Linked DNA regions of Homo sapiens: region 1 is linked to region 2. A link is a contact called in ENCODE Hi-C data. All regions are on one chromosome and are shown on one strand. The core of a region is the stretch at or near the end of the contact, and the rest is flanking DNA. Distances in the headings are between cores, read along the strand shown.

Region 1 (5,199 bases), core at 343-2,842, 200 kb after region 2:
TGAAAAGGTGTATCTAAAAACTTATACACTAATGTTCACAGCAACTTCATTTTTGGTAGCCACAACTGGAAATAATTCAAATGTCCTGCAACAGGTGAAAGGATAAACAAATTGTGGTATATCCATGCAATGCAATACTCTCAGCAATAAAAAAAAAAGTGGGGGGAGAGAGAGCACTATGGATACAAAAACATGGATGAATCAAAAAATAATTATCCTACGTGAAAGAATCCATATTCTAAATAAATAATGTCCTAAATAAGAGTACATACACTGTGATTCCATTTATACGGACCATTGTTTGCCTGGGGATTGGGGTGGGAAGTTAATATGTGGAGGAAGATATTACAAAAGGTCACAAGGAAACTTTTGCAAGTGATGGGTGTGTTCATTCTCCTGAGTTTGGTGATGATTTCATTGGTGCATTAATATATCAAAACTCATCAAATTGTACATGTCAATATATGCATTTGTTTTGCATCAATTTTCCCTCAATGGATCTATATTTTCTTAAAAAACTACCCAGTGTTCCCTTTCCCTTCGGCAACTATGACAGTAGGTCACAAAGGAAAGCTGCTCTAAATGTCCTCTGTCCAAGTGTTACAACATCTAAAAACCCACCATTGACTTTTTCACTCCCTTTGGGATCATTACTGTCTCTCAAGGCAAGACTCTTGGCTGCATCTTTCCATCTCAAATTGAAACCTAACTTGAACTATTTTAAATTAAAAAAGGTTTTTATTGACCAAACCAGAGACAGAGTGGGCTTGGAAATGGCTTCAGGGGTACGGTCACTTCCTGTTGGTTACGCTCTCCTCCAACTTTCCTGAGTGCTCTTCCTTTCATGGTCTCCCTCTCACACCTTCCTCTCTGGATTTTTGGAATGTTCTTGTTGGGCCTTATTCTCTCAAACTGGCCATCCACAAGAGGCCAGAGCAATGGCTTCAGTTAGCTCTAGCATACATTCATAAAGTTTGACAGCCAGGGAAGGAAGGGGGCTCTCTCCACAGCCCCAGGTCAAAAAAAAAGCCTGGGTCCCAGGCTTGCAGTCATCTAATAAGCGGGCAAACTCACTGGGATTAGGAGAGTCATACTGGAAACTCCACAGTGTATATATGAGTCGGGGCTGGGGAGGTAAGGGGAGAGCAAGCTAAAGTAAACAGCTGTACACAACACATTTTTTACTTCAAGATATTGCCTAGCACCAGCCTGGATCCCAAACCCTGCAAGATCCAGACACTGTTTTTGCTTCTTTATTTTGTTGTTTTTACTGGCTGTGGCATACCCCAGGCATGTGTTCCTTTCCCAGAACTGCCTGATCGAGCAGGTAACACCACCCATAGATCACCTCACCTTCTTGCCTATCTAGAACAGTCTTTTCCCAGTCTCTTTTTCTCTCCCATAAAACAGAAAACTAAGGTAATGCTCATCCTTCCCAGCTTGCTACAAAATAGTGGTTGTGATTTTTTTCTTTATCATCTCTTTACCCTGTTTATTTGACAAATAGATTTCTCATCCTCTGTCCATCAGATGAAGCCAAGGATGTTTGCATCCAAAATGACTCAGGAAGGAAGTGGGTCTTGGCAGAAGCTGCATGCTTTTTTGTCTTAGGAACAGGCTCCCTCACCCACAGAGAACAAGGTCAGTTCAGTCTATTCCTGTGGGTAGTTCAGTCTATTCCTGTGGGTAAAGAGCTAGTCAACGAATAGTGATTGAATGTACCCAAGCTGCATTGACCAATAACAGTAAAAATGATGCAATCTAGTAGTATTGTATTCCTAACACACGCTGTGTTAGGAATGGGGAACTTTTTAGGATCATGCAAAAGTACAATGATTCTTCATTTTGCAAATGTCAAAACATCTACATTTCAAATTCTATTTGGTTTGGACAAAAGTCAAGTTGAAAGTTGCTGTTTATTATTATTACTTATTGTGTTCCCCATTACCATTAGAAGCACAAAAACTCCAACTGTAATCTTTTTTGTATTTTGTTTATATGTTTGTTTACCTCCGAAAACAGTCATATCAGAAAGATGGCAACAATGGACACTGGAGACTACTAGTTGGGGAAGAAGGGGGGGAAGAAGGGTTGAAAAACTAACTGTTGGGTCCTATGCTCACTACCTGAGTGACAGGATCTTTCATGTTCCAAACCTCAGCATCACACAATGTACCCATGTAACAAACTTGCACATGTGCCCCTGAATCTAAAATAAAATTTTTCAAATTTTATTTTTAAAGTTATAAAACTGAAAGTCATTCCTGCTCCTGTCCAACTCACCACTTCCAAAAGAACATTCTTTGTGAATTGTGTTTTAGTATTTCTGAATTCACTTCAAAGAGTCTGGCTAATATTCGAAAGGTTTTTTCCAAAGTCTTAAGACATTACCACATGCACAATCTTGATCTTCCCATAAGCATTACCATTGCAGGCCAATTGGGAATTCTATCAGAAGAATGCAAGTTGCTCTTGTTCTGAACCAAATCTACTGACATTTCTCGAAAACATCACACGCACACACACACACACACACACACACACACACACACACACTATCCTGACATAGCTACATAATTTCTAAACCATGCAGCATTGAAAAGTTAATTGCACAATTTAGCTTTTAAATTTTTAAGGCTATCTAAAATAAACCACAGTGTCCCAAAGGAGTCAATGGGTGTCATCCACAAATGTAATACATCTCCAAGACAGTAATACATCTTTTCCCAAATCAGAGAATGAAGCCAGCAAAAGCCTGGATTGTTTATTTGTTGTTGCTGTTATCATCACTGTTACCAGAAGAAATTATGTTTTTTAAATGTTTACACGTCTTTCTTTTCATCAGTCATCTAACAGATAGTGCTGAAAATATGAAAAGGAAAGCAACAATCCCCTTGTTCAGTCCCCACACTTCCCAACTTCTCAGTTCGACTCACCAGAGGCAACTACCATTTAGCCTCTTAGCTATTTCATCAGATAGCTATGTTTTACTCCCCAAATAATACATGTATACTGCTACTACTCAATTTGTTGACTTTAGACATTAACTTCCTCTTACGATAAACCAGGATTTAGTTCTTTGAAGCCATTTTCCCAGTAGAATTATTCAGCTGTTTTCAGTTACATAGTTACGACTATGTAAATATTCTTCCTTTTTTCCAAAAGTGCCATAATATCTTCTACCTGCATATCTTGTTTTTGCTTTGTTTGCTCTTGTTTTCCCAAGGGACCTCTCTTATCAGATAGTTCTTTTCCTTGTGGCTCCCTCTGTCCCAACTCTTTTCTGGACCAGATGTTCCCTAGGACAGCTGTTCCACTGTCACCCTGAGGCATCTCCTTCCTGTGCTCAAGACGTTGATCTGCTGCCTTCTGGATCCCGTGTCTCCCCCTCCCTTGGTTTGGTAATTATTTTCATTGGAACCTACCCAGCTTCTCAAGAAAGGGATATAGAAAGCAAATTTTCTGAGTCCCAACATGTCAGAAAGTATCCTTTTCTGCTGTCACACTTGATTAATAATTTGGCTGAATATGACATTCCAAGTTGAAGATCATGTTCTCTTAGATTTTTGAAGTCATTCCCTCTTTTTTTTTTTTTTTTTTGAGGTACAGTGCTGCAATCTTGGCTCAATGCAACCTCCGCCTCCAGAGTTCAAGTGATTCTTCTGCCTCAGCCTCCCGAGTAGCTGGGATTACAGGTGTGCCACCATGCCCAGCTAATTTTTTTTTTGTTGTTGTTGTTGGTAGAGACAGGGTTTTGTCATGTTGATCAGCCTGGTCTCAAACTCCTGCCCTCAAGTGATCTGTCCACCTTGGCCTCTCAAGGTGCTGGGATTATAGGCATGAGCCACCGCCCTGCCTGCTGCTTCTTTATTAAATAATATCCAGTGATGTTGAAGAGAAGTTTAATTTGAATTTATTCTACAAATACATATTGGTTGGCTATAATGTAACAGGCACTGCTTGAAAATACAGCAGTATGAAAAGAATCACATCTTCCACCTTCACGGAGCTTACATTCCAGCATATAAAAGAGACCAAAAAAATATAATAATAAGCAAATGAGATAATTACAGATTACAAAAAGTTTATAAAGAAAATAAGACAGCATAAAGGCATAGAGTAGAGATGTTACTTACGGAGGTGCCACTGAGCTGAAACCTGAACAGCGCTAGAGAGGTCCAGGGGTCAGTCCGGGCAAGTGGAAACACAAGGTGTGAGGGTCAGAGGTGGAACTAGCTGACTTGTTTGAAGTGGCCTCAGCAACTGGAGCCTGTGACGAAGCGGTGAGAGATGAGCTCACACAGTGGGCCTGTCCTGCTTTCGTGTCATGAAGATTCTTATCGAGTGTGGACTTTTTTTTCTTCATTGCAATGGAAGACCACTGGAAGGTTTTAAAGTAGGGTAATGAAACAATCTGACTTCAATTTATGAAAGATCATTGTGTTGAGTGGAGAACTGACTCTAAGAATAGAAGCAAAAGGACTGCTTATGAGGCTCTTGCTCTCATCTCCAAGAGAGGTGAACTGCAGTGGCCTGGGCCTGGGATATGGGTAACAGCAGTGGAGGTAGGAGAAGTAACCAGATTTGGGATATATTTGAAAAGCAAATCTAACAAGAACTAAAATTCATGGGATAGGAGGGAAAGAGGAGGTTTTCACATGAGGCCTTCAACTATAAGTGTGTGTGTGTGTATGTATATATATATATATTTTTTTTTTTTTTGAGACAGGTTCTGACTCCGTCACCCAGGCTGGAGTGCAGTGGCATGATCTCAGCTCACTGCAACCTCCACCTCCCGGGGTCAAGTTATCCTCCTGCCTCAGCCTCCCAAGTAGCTGACACCAGACGTGTGCACAATGTTTGGCTTATTTTTTTATTTTTTGTAGAGACAGGGTTTCTCCATGTTGCCCAGGTTGGTCTCAAACTCTTGGACTCAAGCAATCTGCCCGCCTTTGCCTCCCAAAGTACTAAGATTACAGGCATGAGCCACCATGCTGGCCTGATATTTTATTTCTTTAAAAAATATATCCAAAGAGAATAGAAAAAAATGGCAATATATGTGATAAGTCTGTGTCACATGTGGTCATGGTATTCTCTGCAATTTTTTATGTTTCACTTTTCACAAAAGAAAAAAAAAAAACTTGGTATGAGAAAGCTAACCAGAGCTCTGCATTTGTGACTAAGGCATGTGAACTGGCA
Region 2 (5,718 bases), core at 2,639-5,138:
TTGCCCAGGCTGGTCTTGAACTCTTGGATTTAAACTGTCGGCCCATCTCGGCCTCCCAAAGTGTTAGGATTACAGGTGTAAGCCACTGCACCTGGACTGCTTTTTTCTTTTTTTTTTTTAAATTAAAAAATTTGTTTTTGAAAACATATTTTCACACAAATACTTATTATAGAAAAACAACCTGTCGTATGGCAAGAGTGACACCATCTTGAAGCAATGATGACTTCTGCATACCAAGGTGTTTGGCAGCAAGGTCTTACAACAATACCTGTAGGATAAATAAGCCCTCATAAAGATGCTTAGGCAACCTCTCCAGTAGTCATGAGTTTTGGCAAGAAAATCTGAGATGTGACCAGCTGCACATGTTTTGCCCTAAAAGCTTGCTATAGAAAAGATATTTTCCAAAGGGCAGGTGTGGGTATCCACTGTCTCACAGCCACCTGAGACATCGTTTCTGCTTATAAGTCCCTATTAAATATTTATTTTTAAGAAACTGGATTTGTTAGCCTCTTTATTTGGCCTCTCAGCATCCTTAGGCTTTAGGGGGCAGGTTTGCATAGAACTGTCCATGTGGAATGCTTATACTCAATTATTCATGATGGTTTTATTCATAATAGGCCCAAACTGAAAATAACCAATATGTCTATTAACTGGTAAGTGGATAAACAAATTTTAATTTATCCCTACAATGCAGTACTATGCTACAACAGAGAAGAATGAAAGATTGGTACACACATCAGCACAGATGATGCTCAAAAACATTTTATTAATAGGAGGAGCCATACAGAAAAGAGTGCCTACTGTATAATTCCTCATGAAGTACTATAAAAGGCAAAACCATGGTGGCTAAAAGCAAATTAATGGTTGTCAGAGGCTTGGGATGGGGTTAGGGAATTTGCTGTAAAGGGGCATGAAGGATTTTGGGTGTGATGTTCTATACATGTTCTATATAATGTTTGTGGTTGTGATTACATTAATACCGTCATATATGTTTGTCGAAACTCAAAACATTATATACTTAAAACAAATTTTATTATATAAATTATACTGCAACAAAGGTAATTGTTAAAAACTACCCTTAATCGATTTTTCACCTATTAAACTGACAAAACCCCAAAAGTTTGAATAATGCACTGTGTTAGTCCCACTTTGGAGAAATGGGCACTCTTAGACATCATCTTTGTGGGAGGAAAATAGTTCATTCTATTATAAATAGCTATTTGATAGTATCTGTCAAAATTACAAAATCATATACTCTTAGACCCAGCAATTCTATTATTGGAGACTATCCTAGTCAATTGAAAAATGGGAGACTATATACATTCTACATTATGAGTTAAAATTCTAAAAACTGAATAACAGGTTTTAAAAAATGAGAATTGATAAAGTATATATGATACAAATACAATTGCAGGAAGAAATATCTCTGAGAAGAAGAAAATGTTTCTAAGGAGAAAAGAAAGAACATGGATGCTAAATAAGGATTTGGATAGAAGTTAATTATGATACAAATTGATTAGACATTTAATTAATGTTCTTAAATCTTTCAGACATGCATGAAAGATGAACAAATGTCTGTAAAAAGTTATGAAAATCTTGAAAACACACTCATTAAGATGTATATTCCACTCTGTACAACTTAGTAGCTATAGATGCCAGTATTAAGATAATTACCATCTTTATTCAAGAAATAATTATAGAAAAGCTATTGCAACTATATCATTGTGACTACAGTATACATGAACAAGACTTCTTCTGTTTAGAGGGCTAAGAATTCTTGAAGAGCACAAGACCCAAACTCATGAAGTCTTTGATAAACACAAGCTGAAATATGGCAGAAAGTGCCTATATGATCAGGAAAGGCTTCTGGGAGGAGGTGGTCAGTGAGGTGAGCCACGAAAGTGGGTAGGGGTAAAATGGGAAGGGTCATTTTTTCTAGAAGGGGGGGGCATCATTTGGGTGGTGGGAAGGCTCAAGGACAAGGAGTGAAACAGTGCAGAAAGAGAAGGACTTCAGGTGGGAGATGAGGAAAATAAGAATGTAAGAGGAGGTACCCTCCTGGAGAACCTGAACACTACACTGCCATGTCTGCACTTACAGGCACAGGATGTCACTGGAAGCTTTGAGCAGGGGTCAGCCATGACAGCGGAGTTTAAAATACAGCATATCTGGCTGCAGTGAGCAGGATGGGTTGCAGCACTGAGAGATTGCAGGCAGAGACTGATTAGGGAAGTGTTGGAATACATTAGGCATTAAGTGATAATAACCAAGGTTCTGGTCAAGGGTGTGGCTATGAGATCAGAAAAGAAGGCTTGGATATAGAATAGATTACTTTACAAGAGCCAACAAGCTTGGCGACTAATCCTGTGTGTAGGAGAAAGAAAGGAAAGGGAAGAATCAAAGACAGCTTCTTGGTTTGAGACTGTCTTGTGGAGAGAATGATTGTACCATTGACAGAGATAAAGAAGTCAGGAAGAGATGCTGGTTTAGAGGAGGAAAATGGGGAGTGTGATTTTTAAAATATTATGTTGGAGTGGAATATTGGATATCAGTAAAAATATTCAGAAGGTAATTAGGGAGAGAGGTCAGACTTGGATAATTTAAATATGGAAGTCAACAGAGGACTGAAGGATAAAGAGAATTAACATAGTTTGGTTAAGGGGGAAACTGATGAAGAAGAGTATTACAAACAAGGAGTGTCCCCAGTAAGGACTAACAGAGTTAGGGAGGCCTAAGGGAATCAGGGCTGGAAAGTCCACTAGGGCGGGCGATTAAGAGGTCAACAGTTCCGGTAAAGTGGGCAGTTGAGAATAGGTTTCTGGGGTGTGGGAGAAGAGGCTGTAACCCATTAGAGGTAGATGGTAATGACTATTTGCTTAAAGAGGTATCAAGAAGAACAGGGAGAAAAAATATAGGCAGAGTAGTACCAAATGGCCATATGTTTTGGGACGTAAAAGCAAAGAAACTGGAGGAGAACTACACACACACACACACACACACACACACACACATATACACATATATATGTATGTATGTATATATTAAGTATCAGGATTCTTAATATAGACATCTATATCAATAATAATTTTAAAAGTTTGAATGAATATTGACATTTTTATCAGTGGATATATTTAAAAGAAAGCCAGTCTTCAAATAAAAATGAAGAAGCATGTGTTTCTTGCCACTCAAGAACAGAGGTCCCGATCTAGTACCCTATAGGATGAATCTGGCTCACAGGTAAAATATTAAATACATTATGCAAAGCACAGCATTTTAAACTTTTTGACTGAATGCCATAGTCCCCATCACTCCCTGTTGTCCCATAGTCAGCCTGCATCACTAGTTTGTCACCAGCCAAGCTCAGACGGCTTCTGTGTGTGTAGCCCCTGCTGTAAGTCTTTCTAATGGTAAATCTTAAAAAAAAAAGGAAAACGTGAAAATAACTCAATAATTCCAGGCAAAATATCCTGAGTTTGTCTGAGTATATTATACTTTTTTCTTAGCAAATTGGGTCCAGTGAATGTTATTTGTAGTTGTTGTTGTCTTCTGAATTATCTCAATGGGTATTGCTCCCCCTCCCCAGGCCCTCTTAGAGGACTGATTGTGGTTTGAGTGCTCTCACCCTTGCATTTGCTATGTGCTCCTGTTTGCTTGAGTGTTTCTTTTATCCAGTTCTGTTTAATTACCATGCAAAACCCTCTGTTGAGCTTTTAATTAGCAAGTTATCTCCGTCTGAAGACTGGAAACCCTGGGCTCTTTCAGCATATATTAGACAGCTAAAATATGAAATTAAAGAAAACAGAGTTTTAGCCAACAGAAACAAGTGACTCATTTCCTTGTGAAAACACACAAGGTTTATGTTACTCTGGCAACGATATTCCAGAATAGCATCTCTCCCCTCCCCTGTCAGAGCTTTTATGTGTTTCTGTTACAGTCTGTGTTCCACAGTGACCTAATGTTGAACCAAGTCACTTAGTGATTCATCAGACACAAGAGAACTGTGCTTTCATTTAGATAGCTCGTCCTATGTCCTTTTGACCAAAGGAAGAAAAGTTTACTTTGTATGAAGAGAGGAACTGTAAAAGAGATATAAAGAACTCTTGACTGAGTGCTGTCTTAGGATGTAAGTGTGGTCCTGCTGTTACTTTAAAAACACCACAACTGGTTCCAGTGTGTTAGAATTCTAAGAGCCTATTTTTCTAGACAGCTGATTAAATCATAATGTGCAACCTGTATATGTACCACGTAGGGAAATGAAAATTCAGAGACCCATTGCAGAAGACTCCAGATGTTTCTTGGGACTCACATCGTGGGAGGGAATATCACAGTGCTTAGGGTCAAAATTTTAACCCAAACCACTACAACTCTCCAAAGCAAAAATGTGTAGAGCAAAAACAGTTGAACTAACTCTCTCTTCTAGGTTTTAAATTCTCTGAGGTACTTAAAAGGAAGTGAGGAGAACCTTCAATTTATTAAGCTCTTGCTGCTGATGTTATTTAAAAATTATGGTCTGAATGGAATGATGGTTTCAGGATTTTAAGTTTAGATACTCTCTGTGAACAGCTTTATACTTTCATTGAAAGGGCAGTAAATTTTGTAGCCATTAGAATGCAACGAACTAAAAATTATGGGTGTATGAAGATTTTTAGTTTCTCTCTCATACTTACCACCTGTCTGCAAAAGAGAATTTCAGGTTTGTTCAGTCATTGTTTTTTCTCTTTCAAAAAGTGTCTTTCCATTTCTCCTGACTTTGAAGAGAAAGAATAGAATAACAGGCAGAGAGATTCATTGGAATAGTAGGAGGATGAGGGAGAATGATTTAGTGTCAATATACATTTTATTTCCCATTTATATATAATGTCAATTTGTATAATGAGGGGCTAGAAGAAGAAAAGTAAGTGGAAAAATAATAGAAAAAGTCATGTAGGTTGAAGGTAGAGGAGATTTTTTGGAGATTTGAGAAAGGTCCAGGAACAGACATTATATATGATAGTGTTGGGTGGAGGGGAGAAAAAAGAGGATTTTAAGAATTGCTGAAACTCATGTGTCTTCATCATAGTGTTCAGTACATACAAGAAAAGGGCTTCATTTATTTTGAAATTAAATTTGTTTGCAAGGACTGTATACTTTTAGCCATAATACTGCTCTGAGACTGAACCACGTGGATTATGGTATTATAAACCACAAAAAGTATTATTATTTGAAAATTGCTTGACAAAATTCTGAAATTATTCCTAATAGAAAAATAATCTCAAATTGGGAAATGTTGAGTGGAAATTCCTTTTTTTATTTTTCTTCTTAATTTTTCTGTGTGTGATACCCAAGTATTAAGACAGAAAGCAAAAGTAACTACAAATCACTTACTAAGCACTGTCATCATGAAGGTATCTCTGATATGAGTAGCCTTCCTTTTCAACATAAATAAACAAAAAGCATTAAGGAACAATTTAAATTCTAAAATTAGTTCTCATTATAATTTCTTCTTCTTCTTTTTTTTTTTTTTTTTTTTTTGAGATGGAGTCTCACTCTATTGCCAGGCTGGAGTGCATTGGTGTGATCTTGGCTTACTGCAACCTCCACCTCCCTGGTTTAAATGATTTTCCTGCCTCAGCCTCCTGAGTAACTGGGTCTACAGGCATGCACCACCATGTCTAGCTAATTTTTGTATTTTTAGTAGAGATGGGGTTTCACCATGTTGGCCATGATGGTCTCGATCTA

The links. A loop is a pair of places that touch in the nucleus more often than their neighbours do. Pooled maps may share reads with other maps.
Region 1: a loop to region 2 is called in a map of heart right ventricle, with 4 times the contacts of the local background. The contact joins two enhancer-like sites. A Hi-C loop is called at or near these places in 3 of 168 maps with a recorded cell type or tissue (Right ventricle myocardium inferior, cardiac septum and heart right ventricle) and 5 of 50 pooled maps.

The regions. Positions count from the first base shown.
Region 1 is chr2:160,867,944-160,873,142 of GRCh38, forward strand. No RefSeq gene overlaps it. Among named protein-coding and RNA genes, the nearest start is that of TANK-AS1, 290 kb to the right of the region's middle. Within about 2 kb of position 1,593, at least 5 of the 41 ENCODE cell types and tissues checked have a DNase peak (open chromatin) inside an H3K27ac peak, as active enhancers do.
Region 2 is chr2:160,662,628-160,668,345 of GRCh38, forward strand. No RefSeq gene overlaps it. Among named protein-coding and RNA genes, the nearest start is that of RBMS1, 170 kb to the left of the region's middle. Within about 2 kb of position 3,889, at least 7 of the 41 ENCODE cell types and tissues checked have a DNase peak (open chromatin) inside an H3K27ac peak, as active enhancers do.